Regions from separate parts of the Mus musculus genome. Here all the other regions are linked to region 1. Evidence: chromatin loops called from intact Hi-C (ENCODE). Cell type or tissue: left cerebral cortex. All regions are shown on one strand. Each heading gives the region's core, and the rest is flanking DNA. Links, peaks and the distances in the headings are about the cores only. Region 1 holds the start of Peli2 (pellino 2). Region 2 has its middle 97 kb from the start of Tmem260. Region 3 has its middle 87 kb from the start of Tmem260. Region 4 has its middle 65 kb from the start of Peli2. Region 5 has its middle 46 kb from the start of Peli2.

Region 1 (6,066 bases), core at 624-5,623:
CTGTCACTCTTCACTTTAATTTTTGAGACGGATTGCTCACTGAATTTGGAGCTGGCCACTTGGACTAGACTGGCCAGCCTGGGAGCCCCGGGGATCCACATGTCTCTGCCTCCCCAGCACTGTGGTTACAGATGCGATCGCATACCTTTTACACAGGTCCACATGCTGGTACAGCAAGCAAGCACTTATTCACTGAACTACCTCCCCCACCCCAGCCCGGTGCTGATTGCTTTTCTGCTATCATGACCATGGATGGATGTGTGCCCATGGGAGTTCTAGCACCATCACTTTAAGACTCATGAAAATCAACAAATATCAAGCTATCTAGAATTGGTTAACTGTGTGTGTTCCACATTTGAGCAAATGAACAGAACAACAGAACAGACCCCCAGAGAGGCTCCTTGGAGACTATTTTGATAGGGCTGAAGAAACAGAGAGGAAGGAACTAAATCAAAAATCACCGAGCCAGTGGGTCAGGAAAAAAGAAAACAAAAAAAAAAAAAACAAAAAGAAAAGAAAAATCACGAGCCTTTAATCAGGGCTCCACTACCTTGAACAGCTTTTAAACCCCAAACCACTTCCCCAACTTTAAAGTGATAGCCAAATTAATACTTCTCAGCTAAAAGGAGCGAACGAGCCAATCATTTCTCCAGCTTCAATTAAGCAGTGGACACAATAAGGACTTGGGACTATGACACGGTAACTGGTTAGAATTAACAAATAATTTAAACTCCACTAACTGGACAGAAAGTGACAACCCCACTACAATCCCACATGGCATTCTCTCCTACTATGCAACCTATGACAAGAATCACCCGTACTTAGATCATCGAGGCCTGAATCAACTTTACAGTTTGCTATCCAAACTTCCTATGTGACATTTTACCATGTGATTCAGAACACAGAAGAAAGGACAATCACCCAGCAGTTAAAATAAAGTCACTGTACTTTCCAATGAAACAAAATAAATATTTTAACAATATCAGAGGCAGTGAGCAGCTTTAGCCTCAAGAATAATTTCATCAAGAAAATTTCCTAGACAGTCTATGCTCACCAATATTGATGTCCCAAAGGACCAGGCATGCACAGTAATGGCACTTTTTTTTTTTTCATTGAAATGCACTTGCTATTTTAAAGGGGACAACATGCTCTCAAGTCCAGTGGGCAGAACTGTGTAAGACTTAGTGAAAATCTAACTAGTTCACTACTTTCCAGGTACTCTTTAGTGTGCTCAATGTTGCAAGAGTCAGAAATCTGAAAGAAAGAAGGGGAGGGGGCAGCAGCCACAATTCAGGCGTACACAAAACCATCTGCTACTCCCATTTTTCTTCCTTAAAGGTCTTCCTTAAGCTGGCAAGAAGCAACATCTCCCCCCCAGCCCCCCACCACGGCAGGGCTCCACTGTTAACCAACTTCAGTTGAAGAAGTGACAACACCAAACATCATTTGCTACTTACTTACTCGGGTTTCTACTTATGTCTTGTTCTACATTAAAATGGAAGTGTTCTGTGGCTACTGGATGATACCCAATGTCCAAACAGTGTTGCCATGTGGTAGCACAGGTAACTGCCCTGCCTGCCTCCAGCTACTAGGTTAGAAACACTAAGCCATCATGGATCCAGGAAAAGCTTTAGTGAAGGATGAAGCAGGTGCTACAGGCAACGGTGTTTACAGAGACACTAAATTACAACTGTCCAGGGTGTAAATTCTTTTCCTGGCTTTGGAGTGTCCTAAACTTTTAGCTATGAACACAAACCTCTCCGGGTTTATTCCACACTGCTCCGAAACGTCTCAACAGATTGCCTCAAAAGGAAATAATGAAATGGCTCTGGCGTAAGTTAATCTTCTTTGTCAAATTCACAGTGTTAAGCATACTCTGAAGCCAGCCACATAAACAAAACCAAACTCCACAAAATTAGGCTGAGCTGAAGTTACATAAGACAGACTAAACTGTGGCTTCCCCCCACCCACCTCCCCACCCCTCCTCTTCCCAGCGAACTCTGACATCTGTCTCTTAAGTGCATGCAATTCCCATGCAGGTGCGGAAGGCGCTCATCTGCTGAGCTTCCAAATAAGCAGTGATCTTTCCAGTACTACCTTCCCCCCCCCACACACACACACAGAAAGGCTTGCAACAAACTGAAGGCTAGGAAACTTTAGATGAGTCTTTAAAAAAAAATTAAGTCGGCACTTACTTCAAGGTAGTAATCAAAACACGTTTCTCAAAGTTCCCAGAGCCTCTGCTTAGGGGTGAGGAGGGGGGCTTCCTCGCGTGCCTCTAAGCCCACCCATCAACACCCGCGTGGGTCTGAATACAGATCTTTCAACAGAGGACAAAAGCGCGGGTTCCCTGGAGCGGCACATCCAAAGGGAAACCAATCCTTTCCCTGCAGCACTACCCAAGTTGCTCCAGCTCCAAGAGTTTCCTGCACTTTCCACCTCCCCCCACCCACACCCTTTTCATTGCCCACTTTACCCTGCTTTAATCCTGCGAAGCCTCCCTCCTGGTTTATTAAGGGTAAACAATAGAAAATGTCACACGGAAACTCAGGAAGTAGATGAAGTCTCTAATTGCTGCCGTTTTAACGATTGTAGATAATTACTATCTTCAAAATGTGATTTTCACCAGCGGAGTGGGAGCCGAGGAGGGCAGGGTGGCGAGCTCCCCGCCGCTGGCAGGGCATCGGCAAGGCCGGGGCCCGAGGGGTGCAGGAGCCCGAGGGGTAAGGAGATCAAGGGGTGCGGAGACTCGAGAATGGAAACCCGGGAGATCCGGGAACCGTTGTTGAGAGGACCCGGGAAAACCAGGACCCGGTCCAGGCCCTCGGCCGAGCTCACTCCCGGCGCAAAAAGCGGAGGCCAACCAGCGGCCCGGGTCACAGACTGGAACAATGCGTAACCCCCGCGGACTGGGCTCTGGGCTCGGAGACAGGGCTCCGCGTTCGCGGTCGTCGGGAAAGAGAAGTCCCCAGTAGCCACTGGCTCCGGGCTTCACCGAGCGACCCCGCGTGGTGCAGGAGCGCCCTCCGGGCCGCGGCAACGAGCACCCCGGGGACCCGGGCCCTCAGGAGCGCATCCCTCTCCCTCCGCGACGCCCCGCCGCCCGCGTCCCCAACTCACCCCAGGACCACCAGCTCCCCGTATTTCACCGGCTCCTTGTTGGGGGCGCTGGGTTCCTCCTGGCCCGGGGAAAACATGGAGCCGCGCTCGGCCGCCGCCGCTGCCGCCTCCGCCGCGATCCCCGCCGAGTCCGCGCCGCCACTACACTCCCATCCCGAAAACGGGGTGAGCGCGCCGGGGAACGGCACGGCGGCGAACGGGGCGCTGGGCGGCCAGTCCCGCGGCTGCTCCGTCGTGGCTGTGCGCGTCGCCCGCCGGCTTCCCCGGAGCTATCCGTACGTTGGCCGCTACGAGCGGGACCCGGCACGGAAAGCGAGCGGCGACCAGAGCCCCGCGGGAGGAGGAGCGCGCGCCGCCGGGGGGCTGAGCGGGCTGGGCAGGTGGGACGGCCGCGCCGCCGCCCGCGTCTCCGCGCTCCCGCGGCCCCCGCCCGCCCGCCCGCCAGCCCCCGCGGCCCGCGAGCGCCCCGTGTTATGTAAACATAGAGTAAAGGGGAAGGCAAGCCCTTAAAGGGGCAGCTCTGTTTTTCTCCTCTCTTCCTCCGAAAAGTTGGAGCGTGGGGGTCTTCGTCCTCAGCCCGGGGATCCGGACCCCGCTTGCGTGAAAGCCAAGCATACTGCCCACCCCCCACCTCCGAGCTCACCATGCTGAGCGCACTGATCTGGGGGTGTCTGCTTTCAAAGCCAAGCCCTTGAGAGGGGGGCTTAAAAAGAGAAAGAATCTGCCCATGGGGGGGGCGCTAATTGAAGGGCTCCCCACCATTTCATGTATCAAGAGAAAGGAGAAAGAACGTGGGGGGGGGGTGAGAAAAGAGAGAGAGAGATGGAGGGAGGAGAGGGAAAGGGGAAAAAGAAAAGTTAAAAGTTACTTTTAATCCCTTATTCACATCTCTGTCCCTTCTTTCAACCCCCTGGGGAATTTAAAAGGAAATTACCTAGGTGGATTTTTTTTTTTTAAATGAAGACAAATGTTCCTTTATTTCCATGGATTAATCAAGGCACTGTTTGTATTTTATGCTTTCTTATGGTGCTGTGTCTTTAAAATATTGTAGGCTGTGATAGTTTTACTGACTGCTGTTTTTCATCATAGAGGAATTTATTATTCTAGCATTTATTAAGCCCTTGCAACATGCTAGAGACGCTACATATTATTGCCTGTCACTGCCTTTCCAGACTGTTAAATATTTAAAGAAATAAATACTGCAAAAGCTACCCAATGTATAAACATCGAGAGTGTGTGTGTGTGTGTGCCCGCGCGCGCGCGCGCGCGCACACACACACACACACACACACACACACACACACACATACACACACGTTTAGGCTATGACTCTAAGTAAGGAGTTAAAAAAGAAATAATTGCATGAGTAACCTTCCATTCTACTGCTCAGCGCCGTGCATGTATCGCTCTCTGACAGGCTATTACTGTAGTGACATGATGCTTTCTGTAATTTTACTTCAGTTAGTAACTGGCTTTTCTTCTTTTAATTGAGGCTTTGGAGATAAATTACTCCAGAATAACAAAAGCCACACTATTGATGAGCCAAAAATAAACTTTATTAGACGATTACCTTATTTCCGCTAATTACAGAAAGTCTATTCTTAGACTAAAGACAACTAGCTATCCGGCTTATTGTACAAATCCTCTGTACTTTTCTCTGTTATGAAAATGTAAAGGTTTAACCAGCAGCCCTTTTTTAGAGAGTTGAGCTCTTTCTCTTCATATGGTGTTGGTAGATTTCTGTATGACGGAGTGTAGTTTTCCTTACTCCCTAGTCCCACTTACTATATCCACTATGCGACTGTCAACAACCCTTTGAATCCCGTCACAGTTACCCATCTCCCTTAATTATAGTACCTCGCTCTGGCATGCGAACTTCCCCCAGTCTGCTCTATTGCTGCTACTGATCTCTAGGCTACAATTACCCCCTTCTCTCCTGGCATGCTGTGCTTTTGTGCTTGCATTACACTGTTCTGGCTCCATTTCTTCCTTGCTGCGCTCTGCATCTGCTGTTAGGGGGATGGAAACAAATATTTATTAACCTCCTTCTAAGTTCCAAACACTAGACTGGGTGCTTCCCATAAGCTGTCCCAGGCTTTGGCAGAGACACTCCATTGCTGGTCAGCTGGTCCAGACACCTCTGCCCTCCACCTGCGAGGGGGGTGGGGGCGCTTCTTTCTCTTCTCTCCCAGCATGCCTTGGGCATGTTGATGGTGTTTAATCGAGTTTGTCTTTATGAAAGTTACTTACAGGTAGTTCTGCTTTCTCTGAGTTTTTATATCTGTGGAGGCTTTGATCTTAGGCAGCTCAGGACTTGTAAGTGTATCGTTTCTGTCAATCACTGTTAGCCTTGCAACCCGGCAGACTGGGAAATCAGTCTGTTGAGGGCCTACAGGAATGCATGCATAGGACCACAGTCGAGGGAATCTGAATGAACAAATGGACCAAATAGGGACTGGTGGCACATCGGTGGTCCTGTGGGCTCTAAAGAGACACTCATCTCTACCTAATTATTGTCCCCTGAGAATGATTGCTCACTCTTACGTATGAAATCAATTTTAAAGTCCCCAATCCTGATTATGCATAAGCTTCTAATATTAAACTATCAGAAATGCATTTGAGCTTTTTGGACTTGTGAGCATAATATCGTTTAATTGTTTGGCTGCCCTTTATATGCAGTGTGGACCCATTGAAACTATAACCACTTTCTAAGTGGTTCCCAAATCCCCCAAGTCTGCTTTTGCTGATTTTAAGGGACGGCCAGATGAGTGAAAATAAATGAATACATCTCAAACGAGATCGAACAGCAGAGCTGTGAGTTTGTGGTGAACTTGACTTGCTCAGAGTCTATGGTCAGCTTTCATCTCTCTCTTCCTGTCCCTTACCTGGCCCGTCCTCTGCTTACAGCGTCAACCAGGAAGAATGTAATCACCTCCATTCCAACTA
Region 2 (6,066 bases), core at 464-5,463, 230 kb before region 1:
ATAGGACCTATCAAATTAAAGGTCAATATGAACTGTTCTGTCTAAAATGGATTGAGTCAGAGCCGACTGCTGGGCAGCACTTCCTAGACTTGCATATGAGCTTACTGTGGTCTTTGCCCTTTTAAGCTGACACAGAAAAAATATTCAGGGCCGTAACCTCAGCCCCCAAATTCTGAGCAACTTCCCTGCTCTGATAGGTCAGCATTAGGGTGTGCGTTCGATAAAGCGTCACTGCCTGACTGAGATCGGTGTTGGTGTGGTTTGTGGGATGACTCCTGGACCCCAACATTTTAAGCCTTTCTCAACTTCCCATATTTTACTTAGGATAATACATTCATAGGCAACTATATTAACGCATCCTTCTTGAACAAGGGTTCCACATGCATACAGGGAACAAAATGCTGGTCATGGTTTCTGCAACATGCCACCCGCCAGAGTGGGTCACTGGCTAAGGTCTCCACTTTTAATAGAGATACACATACATGACCTCCCCATCCTTTAACCTTGGTACATTGCTATTATGACACCATAGGAAGAGCTGAGACATCGTCGGTTCCTCTGGGTCATGGACATAACTGCAAGGCTGTAAAAGGAAGGGAAGTGTATCAGTTTCTGGCTGTTTACCGTCCAAAGGCCTATGGCTCAGTCTGGAGCAAAAGCCAGGTCTGAGCACTGGGGTGGTGTCCCCCCACTGAAGCTACCCACAGAGCCCCACCTTGGTCTGCTGGTGGACACGGAAGGGCCCTGTCTATCATCCTGGGCTGCTTAGCACTGTGGGAAGAGGAAGACTTTTAGGTGAGGAAACGTCTGTGAGAGCTAGCTGGCTCGGGACACCTCCCCCCGCCTCCCGCCCCCTGCCCCCCCCCCCACATTCCATGGAGCCTGCATGTCCATTTGCAGAGCCCTGGCCACTGTTAGAGCTGCACCTTCCAGCCCCAATCCTGAGAATTCTCAAAGATTCCCTTTGGCTGAGGTTCTGTGGAAATGTTTTCTGCAGCTGTTCGGGAGGTTGGAGGAGAGCTGGAAGGGCTGTGACCTTCTGCCCACTCCCAAAATACATAGTCACAGTTGGAGGACAAAAACCACAAAGCCAATAATCATTTCTAAGCAGAAATACTGGCCAGGCTGTAATAAGCTTCGTGTCTCAAGAGGACTGTGGGTGAAGCCCATAATCAGAAGTCGTTATAAAGTTAATTTCAACTCTTCTTTCTTGTGTCCATGTGATATGGGGGAAGGGCCAAATGGTGAACGAGGACTGGGGGAAATGGAAAATATCTCTGAGTGTTATAAAGTTGTACAGTGTGTTTATATCATATACATTGTCCTGGCATTATGTATAAAAGATTGGTTTTTATTTTATCTTGTTTTATTTTAGGAACTAAGGTCTGGTTTTTGTAGCCCTGAATGGCCCAGAACTTGGCTGAGTGGACCAGGCTGGCCTCAAATTCTCAGAGATCTTCCTGCCTCTGCCTCAGGGGTGCAGTGATTAAAGGTGTGTACCATCACGTTATGTTCAGCCTTAAGTTTTTGTTGTTGTGGCAACAGACATGCAAGTAAAGTTTACCATTTGCTTGTGTGTCGTGTGTGATGGCCTTGTGTGTACGTTTGTGTGTGTGAGTGGGGTGTGCAGATACCACAGCTGCTTGTGGCGGCAAGGAACGCCCAGGTACCAGTCCTCGTCTTCCATCTTGCTTGAGTCAGAATTTCTTATTGTTTGACCCTGTGTTTACCAAGCTGTATGGCCTGGAAGATTCTGGGGACTCTTTGTCTCCACCTCCCATCTGACCATAGGCACACATGGATGTTTTCTGGCTTTACTTGGGTTCTGGGGATCCCAACTCATGTCCCCACACATGTGTGACTAGTTCTTTACGAAGCAAGCCTCTCCCTAGCTCTGAGATATATCATTTTATCCACTCCTGTGCAGTTCAGTAGCATTAGATACATTCCCAGTGGTCAGCCATCACCAGCACAGTACGCAACTAGAACTCCCTTCACCCCAAACCAGAACTCTGCACCCATAGCAAGATGACTCCCTGTTCCCTCTGTGATCTCCGGCTCCTTCTATTTCTGTCTATGAACTCCCCTGGGCTAGGTACCCTGTGCCAGTGAAATCAACGTGGGTTTAAAGTGTTGCACCTCACTCACTTTACTTCACAAGGTCTTCACAGCTCAATATCACATTGTGTCTAAGCAAAGTAACTTTCAACACTAAACCTGTGAGTTTCTAACAGAAAGTAACAAGTATACCTTATCCTGTGTCAAACTCAGAAAGCTCCAGTTTCTCTGTAACTGATGGGCTGGGGATGTCATTCAGTGGTGGAAAGTGGTGGAAAACTTACTTGCCCAGCATACACAATGGCCCTGGATTTAATCCCCAGCAACATAAAACAAAACAAAACAAAAACAAAAGAACAATAAAAACAAATATGTAAAGCAGCTGGCAGTTGGGCTGTATTGCTTTCCTCTGTTTTTCTTCCTTTTCTTTTCCTTCTTTTATCTATCTATCTATCTATCTATCTATCTATCTATCTATCTATCTATCTATCTATCTACCTACCTACCTACCTATCTATCTATCATCTTTCTAACACATACACACACACACTTAGGTAGGCGCTACCTCACACCAATGCTAAGTACTTCATGTCTTCCGACTGGTTTGTATGTAGTTCAGGAATGCAGCAAGAGGCAGTCCATGTGCCTAGACAGGAAAGAGCCAACTAAATGTACTTATCATTGCCCTGCTTCCTGTGAGCCATGGAGAGATGAATCCATGACTGATGTCACTTGTTAGAGGATAATGACAGGTAACTGGTGTCCAGAAGACCCAGATGAAACAGTCCTAGGCACAAGAAAAATATGCCCAGATGATATCTTTCCATTTATCAAGCTTACAAAGCCTGCTGTCTCTCCCTGAGGTGCCCAGGAAGCTGCTTTTCCTAGAGGAAGGTTGGAGCAGTCAGTGGACTGGGGTATATGCCTCTGAACCAATCAGAGCTGCTCTTAACCCTCTCCACACCCTCCTTCACAATGCCTTAAATTCTGCATGGGGCGGGCTTGAATGAATGGGGGCAGCTATGAATGCCATGTGATACTAAGATCAGGTAGGACCGCACAGAAACCCAGCCTAGCTCCTCCCTGCTGCAGTTCACTAGCTTGGGGCGATCCCGTAAGAAAAGTAACCCCTTCTTCAGGACAAGGGCTTCGGGATCCCCTTTGGTTATATCCCAACTTCTGCCAGCAAGAATGGCTCCCATGACAGGATGCTTATTAAAACCCAAGCACAGGCAGCGCCACTCGCAAGACTAAAATGAGATACAGCGAAGGGAATAAATTAAGACCAGCTGCAGCCCAATTAGGCATAGATTCCCACAAGGGAACGCTTACTTACAATTTACCTAAACAAATCCTGTCCTTTCTGGTGCAATTTGCTGCTTATTAATTTTTTTATTAAACAACTACAAAGAGTAACCAAGAGCGCTGCTACTACATGGGGGGAGGGGGCAGTGGGAAAGCAGAGGGGTGGGGGTGGGGCAGGGAATAACACATCGTCTTACAATTAAAGTATTCTGCAAAGGGGTATTTTTAGTCAAATATTTGTGTTTGGAACATTTAAAATGGTTATTATTATTATTATTATTATTATTTTAGAAAAAAAAAGTCAAAGTTCTACAAGTTCATCCTGAAAAGACAGAGTGCCACAATATTCAAATCTCTTAGCTATTTCTTCTGGTATTTACAGAATACAGAGCGCTGTATACTGGTCCTGCCACATGTTTTAAATGCCTCTTTACTTTGTCTGTTGGCATCGTTTGTGATAGAGGTTTTGTTGCCTTTCCGCCAAGTTTTAAAACTACCTCCCTGTCCCCTCCCAGTTCCCAAAATAATCATATTAGCAAAAGGGGAGGCAAGGGGGAGGCCTTGTTCTGTTGTCTACTGTGAAGTCCATATAAACTGCAGGCAACAAGTGAAATGAAGGGCAGCCAGCACCTACATGATACTCACTATGAGCCTGGTCTGGTTCCAAATGCCTGCCACATATTAACTCACTCTCCATAAAAGCCCAATAAAACCATCTCAAGTACCACCCCACTATACAGATGAAAAAACTAAGGTCAGAAGAGTTTTAACAACTGCATGATACTAGATCTGAGGTTATAGGCATGAGAGTGCTTTGAAAAGTTAGAGCCACAGACACTCTCGGAGGGTGATGATGTCACCAGGGATAGCCACAGAAATATCCCTGGACTGGGCTGTCTTGACGCTGACCCACTTGTGCAGCCAGGGATCAGAACAAGAAAGGACCATGAAAGCTGATCTTGGTTTATGGGAGCACAGCGTTATACAATTTGGGATTCCTTTTAAGAGTTCAAGATTAGGACCAAAAGAATGTTTATTTTGAGGGTGCTCTAGTTTCTTTCTGTTGACATGATGGGACACTCACATCAAAAGCAACTTAGGAAAGAATTTATTTGGCTTATGGTTCCAGGTCATAGCCCATCCTTGAGGGACCCGAGGGCAGGGATTCAAGCCAAAACCTTGAGAAAACGTTTGCTGGGTAGCTCTCAGGCTAATGCTCAGGTGGGTTTCTTAACCACTCAGGACAATCTGCACATGGAATGGTGCCGCCTATAGTGGGCGGGGCGGGGGCGGGGGCGGGGGCGGGACCCGCCGGGGGCGGGACCCTCCCACCTCAAAAATAATCAAGATAAACCCCACAGACATGCCCACAGGCCAGTCTGACCAATCAATGCCCCATAGAGGGTTCCTTTGCAGACACCTCTAAGCTGTGTAAAGTTGGCAATTAAAGGACTCGGGGTAGAAAATAAATCATGACTTTTTTTTTTTAATTGTGATAAACTCTATAAACTTTAAAAACATCCAGAACAAGGACACATTGCCAGGTGGAATAACTTTCTAATTCCCCACTGCCAATTGTCCTCAAAGGCTGTGAGGAATTCACTACTTGGAATGACTTACCACATCTCAAGGGTTTTGCAGGATACTGTGCTAAGAAGATCCTAGGAAATGAACTCATTTTTTTTCTCTTGGGATTACAGGTGAGAATTTACTTTGTCTTTCACAGTTCATCATTGAAAATCCTGTGACTCTCAGGCGCTCGTCCAACTTAGAGAAACCTCTAGGACACACATCTTTAGGGTGTAGATCTTTTGTAATGAACTGATGGTTCCAGGCCATTTCCAGTTGTTTTGGGTCATGACTGCATTTGTTTATGCTTTAAATTGATGGCGCTCACAAACTAGAGTCTGAGCAGGGGCCAAGCATAGTGAATGCTATAGCTTGGTACACCTAAGGACATGGAGCCCGGGGTCCCAATTGAGCAGATTTACAACAAAACCCAGAGGGAGAAGTTTGCTTGAGACATTGATATGACTGATGGGGACTATCAGTTTTGACCAGTCTCGGCAGGGGTTCTGCGAAAAGGAACAGGGTGGTTTGGGGAAGATGGATAAACTGAGCCTTACACCCGACGGAGAGGTCACAAGTCTTAACAAACCAACATCTTTGCAAAAAGGAAGACCTGGAGATACTGTAAGGGAGAGCTGAGCCAGTTGTCCTATGGACAACTTATTTAAAAATATTTCAGATATCAAAATTCTAGCTGTATGATTTCTCTTGAATTTTATTTTTTATTTTCAAGAGAGCAAGTGGATGGGAATTTGTCAGCATCCTGCCAGGAAAATTCAGCTTTGCTGCAATGTTTGGATCCTCTCAGCTACTGTATGTGAAGTCTGATTACATTGGTGCGTTTTTACAGTTATGGTTTTGCAATAACTTCTATATTTTGATAGAAACGAATTCCTAAATTCCCTCCTCTCCCCTATTTCAGGAATTTAAAATTAAGTAGAACAAAACAAAAACCCAGCGCACCTATTACAGCTGTCGTTCTGTCGTCATGGGAATCAGTTTTCATTAAACTTGAAGCAGTTGTGACTTCGGCAGTGTTTTGGTTCAGACACCTATTCACAGAAAAGCATGATGGGAAAATATTTCCTGACTGGAGTGTTCCTTTTTAAATGTGAATTTTTATTTCATTTTAAT
Region 3 (6,066 bases), core at 637-5,636, 240 kb before region 1:
GGGAGAACTCAAAGCTCTGGATCTGGGCCTGGATGGTAGCTGACCTGGTCAGCCAGCTGGTTCTCCTGCATCGGCAACACGAGGGCAAGCTCTACAGCATTGCTCAGGCTAGCCCGCTCAATGCCGCCTCCGGCAGGAGGCAAGGTCGGTTCTCCTGCCCTTAGGCATGCTCACCCCCACACTCGCACTGCCAGAGTCAGTGCTACCCAGTTGAGATACAGGGCCCACTCTCCCAAGTGCTGCAATAGGTGAGTGGTGGGTTTCTATTCCCCCTCCCTCCTCCCCCTCCCCCTCCCCCATTGGGCTGGCTCGTCCACCCTCAAACAACCAGGGCCAGCTCCTCTCTGTGGCCCAGGTGAGACACAGGGTCCACTCTCCCAGTGTTGCCGCTGGTGAGAGGTGGGGCCAGCTCTCCAGTGTGCCATAGTCAGTGAGGGGCAGGGCCAGTTCTACACAGCCCTTGGACATTTATGTAACCCCAGTCAGCTGTCCAGGCCAGGGCATCCCTATGGTCACTAGTGGCAATAAGAGCCACAAACATTGATACCTGACCCCTGCTGCTACATGGTCACGGACTCATACATGGCCCTGAGTAGCAGCACGGGCTGGAATTCACCATGGCCTCACGTGTTGGGCCGGCTACTCACAAGGAGCTACTCCTTTCCATCCTTGTGTCTCCAGTTCCATTTCTCTTCATTACGTTCAAGCTGTTCAGCTTTTCTTTCTCTCCTGTCTGTCCATCACATCCTTACAAATTGCCGTGGCTCCCACTGAGGGCGGGCCACGTGGCTGGTGGACCACTGGATGATCTCCTCTACCCACTTGCGGAGGCAAGTGGGCCTCTAGATGTCTACAGCCCACCCGTGCGCTATTGTGGTATAGTGGGGGTGTCTCTGGACATCTTCCCCTCCTTGCACTGCATCGAAAGGGGGCAGGTGAGCCTCTGTATGTCTTCAGCCTCTCTCACAAAATCGTTTTTAATGTAAATAAAGTTATTCCAAAATGTTTCAAGCACCTGATAAAATTCAGTAGACATCCCATAGCTCTTCAACTTGTTTTAATATTTCACATCAATAAATCACCTTCCCTAATCCATTAATGTCTCCTTGTGCTGACACAGAAGTTCTTCATCCTGGCTGCATGTTAAAAATCACCCAAGGAGGATTAACAACCCTGACTCAGAAGAAGCCAAATCCAAGAGACTACATCACCATCTCTAGCAGTGGGATTGTGACCTCAGTAGTTTCTCCTTCAGTGGGCTGCTGGGAGTCTAACTGGGTCAGCAGGTGGAACCTATGTGATAGATAAAGAGACACCAGATGCTTCACAAAGTAAAGAGACACAGACGTTTGCCAGGCATTCCGGCCCAAGAACCATTGTTCTCCATCTGAGACACAGGAGCCTTCAGCAGTGAGTTCCCATTTCTCGAACCCCAGGCACCACAAGGACCCAGCGCTCTCCAGAGAGGGGGCCTCCTGGAAAGCTAAACTTGAGAGAAAAGAATGGGCCATTGTCTTCCACACAGAGTCCCATGTGAACAGCACACCGTGGAAAGATTTTGAAATAGCTAGGTGATATCAGGCAGGTGCTCCGTGTCCAACGTTAGTCTCCCAAGTGACCAGCCTAAGCCGGCCAGGTTTCCATTTCTCCTCTGCTCAGGGGTTTTGTCCCCAGTCTGTCAGCACAGAAAATTGCTGGTGGGTGTCTTGTTTCATGAAGTGGGCAGGAGAACTACAGAGGGTGTGTGCTGCTCGGTACTTTGAGCGCTATTTGGCCCAGATTGAATAAACCTTTGCACAAAGCTGCCCTATCTCTGGTGAACTATGCCACCCACAGGAAGCGGCGAAGGCACCAGCTGAGTTTTCCAAATGCCTCCGTGAAGGCTCCGAAGGGCAGTATTTTCAGTAAATGAGACTACATTGGTGTAGCTTCTGAATATAAAATCAGAGAAATTGATGCTTTGTTTTGTTTTCTTCGTCACGATGGAAGCTTGCTGCTTAAAACATGATTTTTTTCCCTTGAACATGACTAACAGAATCATAAGTTCAAAAGTAAAATTTAAATTTGGACAATTAGAATCGTTCGATCTATGTCAGAGAAATGACAACCTGCCTAATTGAGAGAAAATTCTCCTTCAAGAGAGGAGATATTTGTCAACACACAGGCCCATACATGGGACAAGATGGTCACCATGGCTACAAATGGATTTCTTGTTTTGACCAGAAAGTGACAAACCTCTTATCTCTACAGCTTTGTTTTCTTAGATTATCCAATACTTTCACTTCTCTGAAAACAGGCTCTGCTAGAAACATCTCTCGGAGAAGGTAAGGATTAGTTATGGCTTTAACAGGTCTACACATCACTTGCCTGCCCATATGATCTTTAGACCTAGACTATCCTCACGAGACCATTTCAATGTGTCTCATCTCTATGGTTGTTGGAAGATGTCAAATTTCTTGGGATGCTGGGAAGTTACAGTCTTTTATTCCGAAATATGCAAAGACTCCCTGGTAACACAGGTAGATTTTCAAATTTGCAAGTTTCCTTTGTGTAAAGGAATATAATTTTCAAATATTTATTTAAAAATAATTATTTTTTAACATTTACCATGCATGTGCATCTCTGTGTATGTGTGGGAGTGGATGCATGTATACACATGTGCCATTTGTGTAGGAGTCAGAGCACAACTTGCAGGAACCAGTTTTTTCCTTCTACCATGTAGGTTCCAAGGATCTAATCTTGGCCTTCAGGTTTGGCAACAAGTGTCTTTACCCACCGAACCATCTCATCCCAAATCAATATTTTAGCCCTCTGAGAATCTGTCGTAATTTTCTTAACATAGTTACACAGACTACGTACAAAGACTCTCCCAATATTTTATTTCAGAAGGGCCTTTAATACATTTACCGGGTGTGGTGGGAGATCCCAAATGTAAATTCTGGTTTCTTTGCAACCAGAGGTTTATACTTTTATTGGACAGGATTCTGGCAGCACCCCCTCCAAAGTAGTTTGGGTAGACTTTAAAGGAAGGGGAGAGCGCAGGCAAGAGGGCAGAGAATGGGGCTGAGAGTAAGAAAGGTAGCTAAGGAAGGAGCTAGAAAAGAAAAAGAGGAGAGAATGCAAGTAGGAAGGAGGGCAGGGCAGACATCTTGCGCTGGTGCATGGTGGATTCCTTAAACTCACCACTGAGCAGGATGCGTGGTTTTTTTTGGAGAAGGGAGTTTGTTGCAACAGCATCCAGGATCTTCTGAGTGACCATACTCCAGATATTCTGCTAGAACACAGTTGTTCACACATTCGAGGCTATATACCATGGCATTGGGATGCAGACGTAGAGGGCTAGGCCGATAACCCCACAAACCAACAAGTGAAGAGAAGAGCCAGGCACGGAGCACGGGCACTGTTTGCCTCCGAGCGGGCAGCATCTTTTTGGGGTTTTAGGCAAGGATTGACCTCAGTGGTGAGATTTTCGTAGCACTCCGAGGCAGCCGTGAGAATCCCATATTCTAGCCGTGGCTTTTAGTACCTGTGGCACTGTCTTTGGTCAAAAGATGGCAGCAATGTTCAACTGCTTCTTGAGATGCAGGGCAGCGGGAAGAGCTGCTGACAGCTAAAGGTTAATGGAGAAGGGAAAGGTATCCCTGAGGACTGCATATGCACTTTCCACCCAGATCATTTATCACAATATTGGAAGTATTAAAAGTATCACAGTTCACTTTAAACCGGTTCAAGTGTAAAAATTATTCATTCATTCATTTGCCGGTGTACAGATCTGAGTGTTCATTAATTTCCCAGGTGTTGAGTCCCTGACAGATCCTATCAATGATGGCTGACAGTGCTTGTCAGCAAAAACAGACATAGTCCTAGTTCCCATTAAGTATAGAGTCCAGTGTATGGATGGAATGGAGGTGGAAAGCATGGAAATTAACTTGTAACAATTAAAAGAATATCGTTAATAGTAATTTAAAACTTTCTGTTTCTGAAATATTTAAAAATATTCAAGTTTGGGCTAGAGAGATTGCCCAGTGGTTAAGAACACTGGCTCCTGTTCCAGAGGACCCAGCACTACATAGTGGCTCACAACCACCATCTTCCAGGGGATCTGATGTGGTCTTCTGACTTCTGTGGGTTCCAGGCATACAAATGGTGCATATGCATAAATACAGGCAAAACACTCATGCACACAAAGTAAAAATAAGTAGATCTAAACAATTAGGTAAAAATATACCTGTTTACTTTTCTATTGGTTGAGCAGTTCTCGAGTGTCTAGAAAGTGTCTGGCATAAAGCAGATACTTCAATAAGGACCACTAACTGAATGAAGGTATATACAGGTGCCCCTTGGAACTCATAAGGGGTTAGGAATCCATTACTTTCTAAAGATTCCATGATCCATAGATTCTCAGGTCTTATATAGAATGGAAGCACATTTGAACATAGCTGGTACAGGCTATACTGTGTATTTTCAGTCATCCTCAGATACTGATCATATATCTAATGAGATGCATAAATAACTCTACTGTATTATGTAACAGTGAAAAGACAAAAATCCACACACATTGAGTATAGCTGAAAAACATTCCAAACATTTTAATTGTGGATGATTTATTCTGTGAATTAAGAGACCCCATGCATGTGGAGGATCGCCTATAATTCTAAACTTGAGCTACACATATCCAGAATATGATCTTGTGTGAGCGATTAGCCCAGGAACAGGAAATGGGTGAGAGGAGAGGATATTTGAGACAAGCTATGCAGGATAAATGGATGGTAACCTGAGCTTGTGTGCACTTGTGTACTGGGCAGGAGGTCTGCAGGCGCAAGGAGAAAAGGGGAGACGACTGTGATAGGCTGGGGTGCAGAGGCCTGGAACATGGCTTGTTGCAGGGAAGTAAGAGCCAGCAGAGTGGCTGCAGCCCAAGGAAGAAAGCTAATGCTTTCCCGTGATGCTCAACTCAGTCAGGTGGGTGCTTGGGAGCCAATGGGGTAACGAGAGAGGGGAATAAGAGTGGACCTGAGAGCAAGCGAAAAGCTGTTTCGAGTCTGGATGAGAAATGACTGCAGTGTGGATTGTGAGCGGTGACAGAGGGTAAGAAGTGACAAAGTCACCAGATGACTACTCAGAGATGCGCAGGCAGCCTGTAGAGTACGAGGGACGGGGAATCCCTGGTGTGACTTACAGATTCTGACTTTGATAGGAAGTCCCGGAGGAAAGTGAATTTAGGTCTTGTAGATAGATGAGAAATTGAGACGTCGTATGCACAGCCAGATGGAAGGAGCGGAGCAAAGAAGGTCCGGAGATGATGGTCCAGGAGTTGACGACCTTTTGGCTGTTTGCAGAAAGCCATAGGAGAGGAACCGAAGCCAAGCCCCAAGGAGCTCTCACACTTAGCACAGATGAAGGACAGACCTACTCGAAAGACAGAAGCTGAGGCTGAGGAGAGGAGGAAGACAACTCTGAAAGTAACCAGTGGATCTCTCCAGAAGCAGGACGGCCACTCCTCCTTGTCTTCGTTTCTTTTCTGGCCCTGTGATAAAACCTCTGACAAAAGCAACTCAGGGATGAAAGGGTTAATTTTAGCTCGGAGTCCCAGGGGCTAGAATCCATCATGGAGAAGAGGTGTAGGCATAGTCAGGGAAGGCACAGTAGTTGGAGCAGGAAGCTGGCTCCTCACATTTCCACATCCAGGACGAGACAGGGAATAGCAAGCGGGGTAGTCTAAAACAACCTGTAAGTTGACCAACAACATAGTTCTGCCACTATAATTCTACCTTCTAAAGCCCCATGGCCTTCTCAAACAGCACTACCAGCTGGAATTTATCAAATGTTCAAACACCTGAGTCAATGAGAGGTGTTTTATATTCCAACCACATAGCGGAGTTCTGGGAGACGGTCAGCACGTCTTTCCCATCACCCACCCACTTAGTTCCTACTTAAACATGGGCATCTTTGGTTCTCCGTAGAAGAGAGTCCTGTTGTAGTCTCCAGAACCCAACCAGAGACAGCAGCTCTGGTTAATCTGAAAGATGAATTAATGGAGATTTTATTGGTCGATGTGAAGGAAAA
Region 4 (6,066 bases), core at 652-5,651, 66 kb after region 1:
CACTACCTGGCCGTGGGCCACTCAACAAACACCAGCAACTGTTTCATTGGCTTAGCCTCCGTCCACCTCTTTACTTACAGCCTGCTGGAAGAAGAGCCATTTCGAGCCTCAAAGGATAAACCTGAAAGTGGCTGCCGTTAGCTGTTAGGTAGATTGAGCTCTTTGTTGGCTTTTAGGGCTAACGCCAGACTAAGAAGACATTGCACTGCATTCTGGGAAAAAAAACAAAACAAACAAACAAACCACCTGTGATGTGTATTTTGGTCTATCCCTATCATTTCTCTTGAGAGCTGCAGCCCCCATAAGCCTGCTTGCTGTTCTCTCGTCTCTCCAACTGGGCAAAGGGTTCTCCTTTTCCTCATGGTTGTTGCTGAGGGGGAAATGTATCCTTACTTGGGGTCCCCAGTCCAGTTTAGTCTTCTTCGCTCTCCAAACTTGGCTTCCAGGCTGCAGAATGCAGTAAGTGAATCAAAGACGGATGTGGAGATCAAAATAGGGCGGATGGAGGCGTCTGAGAATCTTGTTAGGTGAGAGCCAAATGTTACAAGGCGCTTCAACACACATCTCTGTCCCTCAGGAGCTCCACTGCCTGCACAGGGAAGGCAGAAGGCATGTTACATGTGTGTGCATGCAGAAGTCATGTTACACGTGTATACACCAATGTTTCTTATTCAGTTTTCCCACTAGTTGGGCTTCTTGGTCTGTTTTGATAGATACCTATCCCCACCCCCACCCTGTCCTTGTTTTCAGCAATTTGTATTTCCTAAGAGCTGATAAGTTGGTATCCCCACCCCAAATATATCAATATCAGCATCCTCTCTCGATCTAAACAATCAGGTTTGATTATCTTGATAATAATGCTTGACCTGATAAGGAGATGTTATACCTTCACAGGTCATTAAGATTTTACAGTAGATATTCTTTAAAAAAAAACCAACAAAACAAAACAACAACAGCAGCAACAACAAACATTTTTAACATTACTTTTACTTAGTTCACAAAACAAACAACTCACCAAACAAGTTTGGTCCCTAACATTTCAAGACCATGAAAGCCAGATAGAAATCTGTGAGGCTTTAGCTTGCTCGAGTCCTCCCTTTATCGATAACGGAAATTAAGATTAGCAAGGTGAAGTACTCAAGGTCACAGGGCCAGGTAGAAACCAGGTTAGGCCTCCGACTGCGGACGAACTGTCCATTAATGAAGCAGTTACAGAGCAACCTCTAAATGCAAAGCAATGTGCAGGATACGGGCAATCCGCAGAAACCCAAAGGCGCCCGCCCACCTGTTTTCACTGTGGCGAGAAGTCAGAGGTCTGAGTGCAACTCAGAGATAAGAAAATAGGAAGACTGACAGCTGCCCCTGTCACTCATCACCTGGGGTAAGGGTCCTCTAGGGCCTTTCTAACTTCTGAATCAAACAAGATGGCTGTCTGTCTCCCACCTCTTAGCGCTTATTTTCCTTTGATTAGGGTAAGCACAATTTAAGAATGTAATCTTCAGTCACTAGTGCCTGTTGGTAGCCAGAATCTGCAAGCACTGGGGTGTGGGGTTGGACTGAAGTCTGATTTGTTAGGTTTTTAAAATTACAAAAAAAATAATTTATTTAAACTAACTTTAAACCCACCAGCATGTTTTCTGACTTCTTTTATGTTATTCCAGAACTTGAAAGATTGCCCTTCACCACCAGTTTCTTGGTGTCTAATCCCCATTAAAGCACAAACCCTTATTTGCACTCTGCTCTCTTTCTATTTCTGAAATATAAGGAAAAGAAGAAGGCTGGAGAGATGGCTCAGCGGTTAAGAGCACTAGCTGCTCTTCCAGAGGTCCTGAGTTCAATTCCCAGTCTGAGTCCCATGGTCCTGCTGCAGCTAGGGTCTGTGTTTATGTCTGTGGCCTGAGTTAACACCAAAGGTCTAGTGGATGTCTATGGTTTTGGCTGCCAGTGGAGACCCGTGGATGTCTGAGGGCCATGCTGCCACAGGAGAACAGGCTGAGCTGGTGGCCTACACTGCCACCTAAGCCATGGTGTCATCAGGCCTATGCGCTTGGGAGCCGTGTCTGAGTCTATGTTCTATTTCATCAAGACTGTGTTGATGTCCCAAGCCTGTGTTTCCATCAAAGGTCATGCAGATATCCCTGGCCTGGCCTGCTGCCTGAGGTACTTAACTGAGCTGGCCCTGTCCCTTGATGACCACCACACTTAGAAGAGCTGGCCATGCCCTTTCTCTGGGCAGCACATAGCTGACCCTGGTTGTGAGGGATCCAGTGAGCCAGCCCTGGGGCATGAGCACAGGAGAACTGGCCCAGTCCCTCACCAGCTGCAGAACTCAAAAGAGCATGCCCTATACCTTACCTGGGTGCACAATAGAGCTGTCCTTGGTGTCACGGGTGTGGGTGAGCTGGCTCAGAGTGCATGAATTCAGGAACACTGCCCCTACTCCCTGCCAACTATGACATTGGGTGTGCTAGCTGGGACAGTGCAGGAAAGCTCACCCTGGTGGTATGGGTGTGGGAGAGCGGGTGGGATGACCTCAGCTACCACCCAGGCCCAGATCCAAGGCTTTGAGTTGGCCCATTCCAACATCTATCCCATCTATGAACTGCCAGAGGATGTGAAAGGGTTGGTCCTGCAGATCTAAAGTTGTAGGATCTCCATGACACAGAGAAACAAAAGTATATCCAAGAGGACTCCCAGTGAGGATCCAGTACTGATAGTGTAGCAGAAGCCAGAGGGGTTGAAACACCAATGATTCACTGCAATAAACATTTATAAGAAAAGAGGTATGGACAAAAGGCTATACTTTGGGACACACTGTAACACACTACACCTTCTATGACAAGACTTTTTAAATTCTATCTTACTTGCTCTTCTTTTGAGGGGGCAACGGAAAGGGCAGGGGCTGATGTAAAGGGACAGAGAGATGTGTGGGATTGTGAAATTCACGAAGAATCAATAAACAGTTTACAAAAAGTAGAACCAATACACAACAGAGGCAAACACTGGATAAAAAATGACTTTTACTGCATCTAAGAAATATTGATATTTTGTATTTCTTTCCCTCTTGTTTATAATCTTTAAAATGCATAATTGCAAACTTATCTGAACGCTTGGATGAAGCTGTGATTTGTAGGGCATCTGTAGTGTGTTATTAATGTAGCAAATGGGCAAGAAGTACATAAAAGAATTAACTCAAAACCTCAACTACTTCCACCTCTTCTACTAGACTTTCCTAGATTTACACAAACTTCAGAAAAAAAGAAGGAAGAAAGCCTATGAGAAGTTCTATGTTAAGGACTACTGGATAACTCTTGAATGTCAACATGAATAAATTACAAAAGGAATTCCCAAACTTTTATTTGATTTTGCTTTATTACTTGAGGAACATGTTTGACTCCACATCTTTAAGACTTTTTAAAAAATATAGTTGTTTTTGTAAGAGATTATCTTATGTTTTAGTTATGCATGTACGTGTATGTCTGTGTATGAATATGTACCCTTGAGTGCAGTGCCTGTGGAGGCCAGAAGAGGGCGCCACAACCCTTGGAGCTAAAGTAGCAGGCGGTTGGTTGTGCACTGACCATCATGGGTGCCCTGAACTGTACTTGTATCTTCTGGAATAACAGTGGTACACACTCTTTATTGTAAGCCATTTCTCTACACACCTGCTAGTTGGTTTCTTGAATGAAGAACTGCTTTGGGTTAAGAGTTAAGGCACTGGTTCTGTTTTGACCCAGGATGTTCCTATGGAGAAACTTTAACCAAATACCTCGGCAAAGATTGGCGTTTATCAAATGAGTGAGGTGGACCTGGTTATTAAGACGATGCTACCAGAATGATTAGAGAAAAGGTCAGTCTACACGTCTGGGCAAACGGGCTCAATGAGCTCTTAAAGCAGCACGTGGCACTTCATTAAAGCTTAAAGGTAGTTTTGAGAAATGGGTACAGACCCAGGTCTCGGCGCAGTGTTGGGCAGAGACAGATGAAAGGCTGAGCAGCTCCAGGCTTCTAGTGGCATACCTGAGACCTTGGGCTGGACCCTCAGGTCAGTTCTTACCAGCCATCAGCCTTTACCCTCTCCCCGGAAGAATCTGACGTTAACGTATTTGTTCCTCATGTTGAAAGTCTTTGTGTCTTGCTGTGCACCATGATAGTCCGGTTACCTTTGCGACTACCTAATGGATAGGAGGTGTGTCCCCTCCATGAGTAACTACAAATGGTTCCTTTCCATTGACTTTGCAATGGTCTGTCTTCCGTCGGTCTGACTACCGCTGGATTCGTCCTTCTCCAGGCCGAGGCATTATCCATCCATACGGGAACAAATACATAGATCATATTCTCCCCTAGGCTTGGGACAGTGTAGATAACAGCTCTTCCCCTCTCCCTCCTATTAGCTGAAACCTCAGACTCTTGGCTATGTCCAGTAGCTCCAGAGTCCTCTTTTAGCTCTCTGTTTCCAGTTTTCTTTCTACATTAAAAGAAGCCCAGAAGAGTTGCCAAGATAAAGGCCACAGAGAAAACCCTTGGTAAACAGAGATGTGCATCCTGTGTCTTACATGCTAACGGGCTCACTACTGCTCTCACACCTGCCCCTTGCATCCCCTCTGCACACGGCTTCTCAGAGCTCTGGGCATTTATTTATTTACTTCTCTATGTAATCCGTGGAGAAGTTGCCTTTCTCACATTGCCATGGAGGGGCAGGGAGAAAGTAAGAGAAACAGGCTGCAGGTGGGGGAGGGGGGCACACTCTGGAAATGGAAACCATCTCTCTAAAGATGGGGAAGGGGATCTGTTGCCTCTGCAGAGAGGATGGCACAGGCGAGAACTGTGGTTCTGTGGTGGGTACCATCCCTCTCTGCCTCTGCTTTTCTGACCTCCACACATTAGTTAGCCTCCCAATGTAAAGTTTCCTTAGATTCTTGTCTACCATCTTCATTGCTGGCAGGGGCGACGGTGTGTCTGTCCCCTGATCTCCAGGAGCTGTCTCTCAAGTCCACATGCTCTAAGTCACTGTCACTCCTGGAACTCTGAGCTTGCCATTCCTGGCGGGAGGCCGGTTCTCTGCTTCCCTTTCTTGATTCAGCACTGTGGGATTGGAACTTACCTCTCCCACATGGTTCTTGGAGTTTCTTAAGACAAATGACCCCCTTGACCCTCCAGGTCACTTGATTTCCTGGTAATGAGACACCAAACTGAGGATTCAGAATGGCTTTTTTTTTTCCTCTTGTCAACAGCACTTATGGCCTACAGCTGGAATCCCACTCAGGTTCAGTGTCCTGTATCCTGAAAGTTGATGCCTTTGGTGGCACATGGGTGGGTCCTATTTTCCTGAAAAATTTCTCCTTTTAAAAGGAAAGTGCTCTCTCCCCCATTCCTTCTCTCCTACCATCTTCTGCTTCTCTCTTCCCTCCCCCCTTCCTTCCTTCTTTCCTTTCTCTTTCCTTTCCCCCCCTTTTTTTCCTTCTTGATGCCCTAAAACATTAGATTATTTATTTGGGATATATTCTTTTCATTTTTAAGTAAGGGCTATTCATATCAACTGGATATTATGGCTTCCTTCAAACAGTGTGTAATTAGTTCTTGGAACCACAGGTCTAGGGTTTTCCTTCTTTGTGTTTTACAAATGTGGAGGACATCGCAGCGAACTAAAATAACTTTGCCATCTGCAAAAGATTTCACAGACAAATAGTACTTAAGCTGAGAAATCCCTCGATAAATTTGCTAGTGGACCAGTTCTCCTCTCGGGTACCAGAGAGGCTTATAACAGGAACCCTTTGTGCATTGCGGAAGGCATGCATTTTACATGAGCAAATTCTAAACCAACTGGCCACGATTTCTTTCAATTACACTTTCCCCAAAATAACCCCTTTAGAATACGTTCTCAAAGGTTTTTCTCTCTCTAATTGTAAGCTTCTCTGGGAGCTCTCAGATGCAGAGGGAGAACCGGGAGTCAAAGCCTTCTCTGTACCCACAGCTACTGGACGCATTGGAAGCTGTCCATTCTCTCTCTCTCTCTCTCTCTCTCTCTCTCTCTCTCTCTCTCTCTCTCTCTCTCTCTCTCTCTCT
Region 5 (6,066 bases), core at 537-5,536, 47 kb after region 1:
AGTCTGCTGTGGTGTCTTGGGGGTGGCTTGTTTCGTAGCTTCCCTCTCCTCTTCTCCAGAACTGACTCCCTGTTCTACTTTCTATGTCCCAGTCTTCTTCATCATTCTGAGCAGGTGTGTATTCCTTTCACTGAGTCCGCTTCTCTAAGCATGTGATCCACAATGTCCCTCCTACTTCTGTGTGCTCAATTTCCCAGCACTCCTTTCTCTCTCCCTCCCTCTCTCTACCTCTCTTCCTCTTCCTCTCTCTCTACCCCCCACATTCCTGGCCAGCCACTCTCTCTCTGTTTTCTCTGCCCCACTTCCTCTGCCTCTACCCCCTTTCTAGGTCCCCACTCCCCTTCCTTCCCCTACAATCAACTTTCCTTATATCAGGTCTGCCCCATGGTGTGACTTCTCAGGGGAACACCTTGGCATGGGCCCTCCCAGGTACCCCCTTGCTGCCCCATTACTAACAGTAACTATACTCTATTGTAATGGCTCTCAACCTTCCTGATATTGCCACCCTTTACTACAGTTCCTCATGTTGTGGTGACTCCCAACCGTAAAATTATTTTCTTTGCTACTTCATAACTATAAATCTGCTAGTTATGAATTATAAAGTAAGTATCTGTGTTTTCCATTTGTCTTAGGTGACCCCTGTGAAAAGATTGTTCAACCAACCCAATGGGATCTGGATCACAGGTTGAAAACTACTCCTATATTGTGTTTGCTCATATGTGTTGTTTATTTTCGAGGAAGAGTTTTAGATAGCCCAGGCTGGCCTTGTCATCTAGCTAGGGATGACGTTGAACCTCTGATCCTCTGGCTTCTGCCTCCAGAATATGGAGTTAGAGCTATGCAGCAACACTCCCAACTTATTCAGGCAAGTGCTCTACCAAAAGAGCTACATGCTCAGCTATAGAAACTTGGTGTCTTGAGTTTGTTGCTTGGTTGTTTTCCTATAAAAATGTGTTTCTTTCAAAGCTTTACTGCTACTGGGCATTTAGCTTCCCCTCTGGTTCCTGATAGGTATTCTCCATCTCTTCATAACCTCCTCTGGTCTTCTCTCAGCTGTGTCCAGCCTTCTGGTCTCGACCTTTCACTCTTCCTTTACCCACTGTCTTCTCTTCTTAATTCCTCTGCCTCTAACTCTCCCCTGGATGAGTAGCTCACATGTTTAGCTCAGGCTGTGGCTGATTTCATTGGCTGATCCCCTCGGCTTGGGGTGTAGATAAGTTTGTAGGATGTGCCAGGCCCTTGGTTCAATCCTCAGTATCACATAAAAACATTTTGAAGAGAGGATGTACTTGACTCTGAAGTAGGATATGAGCTCGAAGGCTGTTTGCCTTCCTTTAGGGGAGGCTCATGCATGGTCTACTTTCTCCAGAGAGCCTTTCAGACCCATGCACCCTTGGTCAACATTAGTTCTTCCAATGGGAAATCTCTCTTCCTTCATATCCCCCCTTCTGTATTTAGTGTCACATATACCATAACTCTAAGGTAATATTGGCTTCACAGGCCCAGTGCCATATTGGTACCCCAGACGAGTGATTCTCAACCTGTAGGTCATGACCTCTTAGGGACTGTCAAACAACCTTTTCACCTGGTTGCCTAAGACCATCCGCATATTAGATGTTTCCATTACGATTCATAACAGTAGCAGAATTACAGTTGTGAAGTAACAACAAAAATAATTTTATGGTTGCAGGGGGGCCACCATGACATGAGGAACTATACTAAGAGGTCACGGCATTAGGAAGGTTGGGAAGCACTGGTCTAGCAAATGGAGGAGTGTGCGTTCCCTATGGGAGGCTGAGCACGTTTAAAAGGAATGACTGTTGAATATGTTGGACAACTACGTCTAAAACTGGACTCCAGGGAGCAAAGAAGGCAGGTCCAGATGAAATGACTGGTGAGGGCTGAGGGATGATGGACCCCTAGGAGAGGACTTAGAAAGGAGAGTGAAGGAAAGGCTGTGGAAACGGGATGGTTAGTCTTGACTGTCAGCGAGGATTTACAGTCTCTAGAAGGCACGCTTCTGAGCATCTCTGTGAGTTTTTTCCAGAGAGATTGACCTGAGGTTGGAAGACACAGCCTGAATATGGGTGGTAGCATCTCATGGGCTAGTGATCTGAACTGATAAAAAGCCATGAATACCAGCGTCCATTCGTCTCTCTCTGCTTCTGGATCACAGACTCAATGTGGCTTGCAGTTGTCCTGTGCTGTGTTTCTGTTGCCACAAGTGACACTCTGATACGGGCCAAAATAAACCATCTTCCCTTCAGTCGAGTTTGCCGGGTGTGTCTCAGCAGTGAGAAAAGCAACTGGTACAGAAAGTGTTGGGCAGAGGAGACAGAGAGCCATGGCCAGAGGAGACAAGAGAGCACCATTCTCTTCTCCCTGTCCAACGGCCTTGCATCCTAACTCTTCTTATATAATTTCCCTGTCCCAGGAAGAATAAAAACATGCTTATAAGATTGCTTCCAAGATTATTGTTGATAATGTTTGGGAGATCTTCAAACACAAAATACAAAGAGGAGGGGATTTGTTTTGTTTTGTTTTGTTTTGTTTTGTTTTGTTTTGTTTTGTTTGTAACCAGGCTTTAAATATTAAAGTGAGCAAATGTCTTTAAACACAATTAGAAAATACACCATGTTATAAATAAGTGCACTGACCACGCTGACTATAAATACTGAATGGGTTTTCAGCGACTGGATGAGAAATGTGATAAATTATATATAGAATGTGGGTGCTCACTCTGCTTTGCTTTGCTTACTCTCCCATCAAAGGGAGGAGGCAATAATATGTTAAATGCATTTTTAACATTAATTTCTTTCCTGTCTCCCTTTTATCTTTACATCAGCAGTAAATATTTTAGTTAATTAAGCTGAATTCCCACAGGCTTCTCTTCTAATGTGATCATTTAAATACAGGCCAGATGCTAACATGAATCTTAGACAGGCCTTTTTCATTCTTCGGGCCCCTTCTAGACTGTTCCATGGACAGTTTTAGAATACTTATTTCTGAAAATTAGCAGGCAAACATTTTTTCACAACAAGGAAAAACGACAACAACAACAACAGCAACAACAACAACGGCAAAACTACAGAAATAAAACCCAGCTTCCTATTTGTGGCACCAGTAACCAGCAGTGGAATGAAATCTTAAAAACACATTTGGGTGATGGCCATCAGGGGACACTGAAATCAAAATATCAGGTTTCAGTCAAAAACATAGAGACTGGATAATAAGAAATGTTCTTGAAAGCTCATTGTCTCCCTGGTGGCCAGGGATTGGATTGGATGGCGAGTCAGGGAACCTCATCTGTAGACAGATTAGAAGAAGAGAGGAAATTTTTCTTGAGTGTTCTGCTTCAGACTTGTTAGGAGCAAAACAGTCTCCCACGTCCTCTAACAGCACCGGCTGGGACTCTCTTGCCAAACCATTCAGCGGGCTTAGAATGCTAAACTTGGAATGGAGATTGCGTCATTCATCTGAGAGGCCTGTGGCTCGCTCGCTCCCATCTAACTGCTGGGAAAAGAGATACGGGAAAGGCTGTGGCCTCAGAATCCACGGGACCCTGCTCTGTTTTGCCTTCATGCTCGCCCACAGAAGAAGCGAAGGGAAGGGAAGGACAAACAGCACTGTCCTCCCGACCTGATATCAAGTGGAATTTTCCCACAATCTCATCGGATAGACTCTCCACTCAGCTTCATGAAGCCGGAGGCTGATCAGGGCAGACAATGAGCAGCAGAGCCCGGCAGATAGCACATGCTGTCAGGAGGTCAGAGGTCGAGAAACACATGGTCTGGGGCTCACTTACCCAGCTCCTTCTGTCCACAAAGGCTCAGCTGCCTCTTTGTACCAAAGGCTCCTATTGTCAGACTCATTCTCCACACAGTCGTTCCCTGGTTCTAGCAGCCAATTGTTCCTGAGGGGCTACGCTTGTTGAAGGTTAGCAGCAGTTTCTGTCCCAGAGAGCACCATCATTCCTAGTGAGAGTGTGAATCTGATTTGACAGACCCCTTAGCGGTGGTGAGAGATTGATGGTTGCTACGCTGCTACCTGCTGTACTGGTGACTTGAAGACCAACATGCAGACCACAGGACTGAAGGCTGTGACGCTCTGCTGCTGTTGGCCTTGAGCATGGGGTGAAGGGCCGAAGAGCGACCCCTTCCTCCATGTATTTCACACTCTGGACATAGCTTTAAGGGGGTGGGGCGGTAAGATCTGTCCATATGTAACATCACCTATTTGATCTTGAAACTTAATCAAGGCGTATGGATGGCTTCTACTTTCCTGTGCAAGATAGTAAAATGTTAATGTTAAGGTCAAGAAACCTTGAGAATTAAAAAATAGGATGGCAAAAACAAAAATAAACCCCTTAAAACTCTGAATTCTCATGGAACTTGCAAGGGAAGGAGAGCTCTGTAAACCACCCCAGTTGGATTCGGTGTTTGTTCCATAGTTTATCCTTGGGTTTTGTGCTTTGCTTTTTGTTTGCTTGTTTGTTTGTGTGTGTGTGTGTGTGTGTGTGTGTGTGTGTGTGTGAGAGAGAGAGAGAGAGAGAGACAGAGACAGAGACAGAGACAGAGACAGAGACACAGAGAGACAGAGACAGAGAGACAGAGAGACAGAGAGACAGAGAGACAGAGAGACAGAGAGACAGAGAGACAGAGACAGAGAGCACTAGTTTGGCCCTTTATGGAATTACAAGATCCTTAATTTTTTAGTAATCAGTTCTCTCTATTTAATCTCCCACTTGGATTATTTAGCCCCACCCCTCTAGAAGCAAGTGTGTCCCAGAAACCAGAGCAACAGGAGATCAAACACTTTTCAACTACAACTCTTCTTTTTGAAAGATTTAGTCTTTCTCCCTCTCCTGCCCCCATGTCTATCTTTCTGCCTCTGCCTCTGCCTCTGTCTCTGTTTCTCTGTTTCTCTCTCTCTCTCTCTCTCTCTCTCTGTATGTGTGTGTGTGTGTATGTATGTATGTATGTAAGTATGTATGTATGTATGTATGTGACATGGGTGCTGAGCAGTGTTGGCTCATGTGTAAGAGCAACATGACCTTTAACTATGGAGTCATCTCCCTAGACCTCATTCTTTGTTTCTTGTGCCTAAGTGTTCTGTAGCAAATCAGAAATACTGAGACCGAAGGCCATACCATTCATAGCCAAGCCGTGTAAAAAAACAAAACAAGACAAAAATCAATCAAACAAACAAAACCCTGATGACATCACAGGAGTTCCAGGACCGCCAGAGTTAACACAGACCCAACTTGTTGTTATAGCATGCCTCGTGGTACATTTACATAGACAGATGTAGCATAGGATAACATTCCCCAAATAAATAATTGTAAAACACATTTGATTATAAATGGAATAAGAGGAAGGTACTCCCCTGGACATGAGATGTAAATCATTTTTCTTAGCCAAAGGAGAATATGATCTCCTTGATCTGTGGGCATCTCTCCCAGAGAAATTGTGTGAATTATTTCACAACCAATGAAACATGAAAGATGCTAACTTGAATCTGACTTAGACAAGTGTTTCTCATTTTTCAGGTCCCTTCTAGAATTGTCATGTTACAGCCTTTCAGTGAATTGTTGTGTTAGAACCTTCTGGTCCTAATTGCTGGGACTGTTTAGACCAGTGTTTCTCAACCTGTGGGTCTTGATCCCCTGTGGGGATCAAATGGCCCTTTCACAGGGGTCGTCTAAGATCATTGGAAAACACAGATATTTATATACTGCTCATAACAGTAGCAAAATTACAGTTATGAGGTAACAACAAAATAATTTTATGGTTGGGAGTCACCACAGCACAAGAAACTGTATTAAAGGGTCACAGCATTAGGAAGGCTGAAAAGCACTGCCCTAGAAAATAACTTCCTCTGCTTCTGCCTGCCCCTTCTCTTCCTGCTCCCTTCACCCTTTCTCCTCTGTTGGGAAACTAGAGGTTGGAAGGAACAGAATAGGTTTACAGGATGTTGTGAAGATGTAGCAGAGAGAGACAACTTGAAGATGCTAGAGACACAGAGAAATATAGTCATATTAGTTAGATATAATATAGAGCCATGATG

What was found. Peaks named below come from ENCODE experiments on the same cell type or tissue, not always from the same donor. Only the 100,000 strongest peaks of a DNase experiment are listed, where the experiment ranks them.
Region 2: a loop joins it to region 1, with 4 times the contacts of the local background. A loop is called at or near these places in 18 of 42 quality-filtered maps.
Region 3: it touches region 1 in a loop (2.8-fold over the local background); 19 of 42 quality-filtered maps call a loop at or near these places.
Region 4: it touches region 1 in a loop (5-fold over the local background); 2 of 42 quality-filtered maps call a loop at or near these places.
Region 5: a loop joins it to region 1, with 1.9 times the contacts of the local background. A loop is called at or near these places in 3 of 42 quality-filtered maps.

The regions. Positions count from the first base shown.
Region 1 is chr14:48,118,288-48,124,353 of GRCm38, reverse strand. Peli2 (pellino 2) reads right to left here and starts at 3,485. Exons shown (of 6, transcript NM_033602.2): 1 at 3,121-3,485. The coding sequence starts at 3,197. In left cerebral cortex, for the core only: a CTCF peak has its summit at 3,013; DNase peaks (open chromatin) are centred at 2,160, 2,423, 2,938 and 3,341; H3K4me3 peaks cover 2,923 bases; H3K27ac peaks cover 1,491 bases.
Region 2 is chr14:48,346,804-48,352,869 of GRCm38, reverse strand. No RefSeq gene overlaps it. Among named protein-coding and RNA genes, the nearest start is that of Tmem260, 97 kb to the left of the region's middle. In left cerebral cortex, for the core only: no CTCF peak of the experiment used is centred there; a DNase peak (open chromatin) is centred at 3,319.
Region 3 is chr14:48,356,462-48,362,527 of GRCm38, reverse strand. No RefSeq gene overlaps it. Among named protein-coding and RNA genes, the nearest start is that of Tmem260, 87 kb to the left of the region's middle. In left cerebral cortex, for the core only: a CTCF peak has its summit at 3,553 (motif pointing right); a DNase peak (open chromatin) is centred at 3,541.
Region 4 is chr14:48,052,391-48,058,456 of GRCm38, reverse strand. No RefSeq gene overlaps it. Among named protein-coding and RNA genes, the nearest start is that of Peli2, 65 kb to the left of the region's middle. In left cerebral cortex, for the core only: a CTCF peak has its summit at 3,523 (motif pointing right); a DNase peak (open chromatin) is centred at 5,007; H3K27ac peaks cover 144 bases.
Region 5 is chr14:48,071,448-48,077,513 of GRCm38, reverse strand. No RefSeq gene overlaps it. Among named protein-coding and RNA genes, the nearest start is that of Peli2, 46 kb to the left of the region's middle. In left cerebral cortex, for the core only: a CTCF peak has its summit at 3,253; a DNase peak (open chromatin) is centred at 3,419; H3K27ac peaks cover 1,060 bases.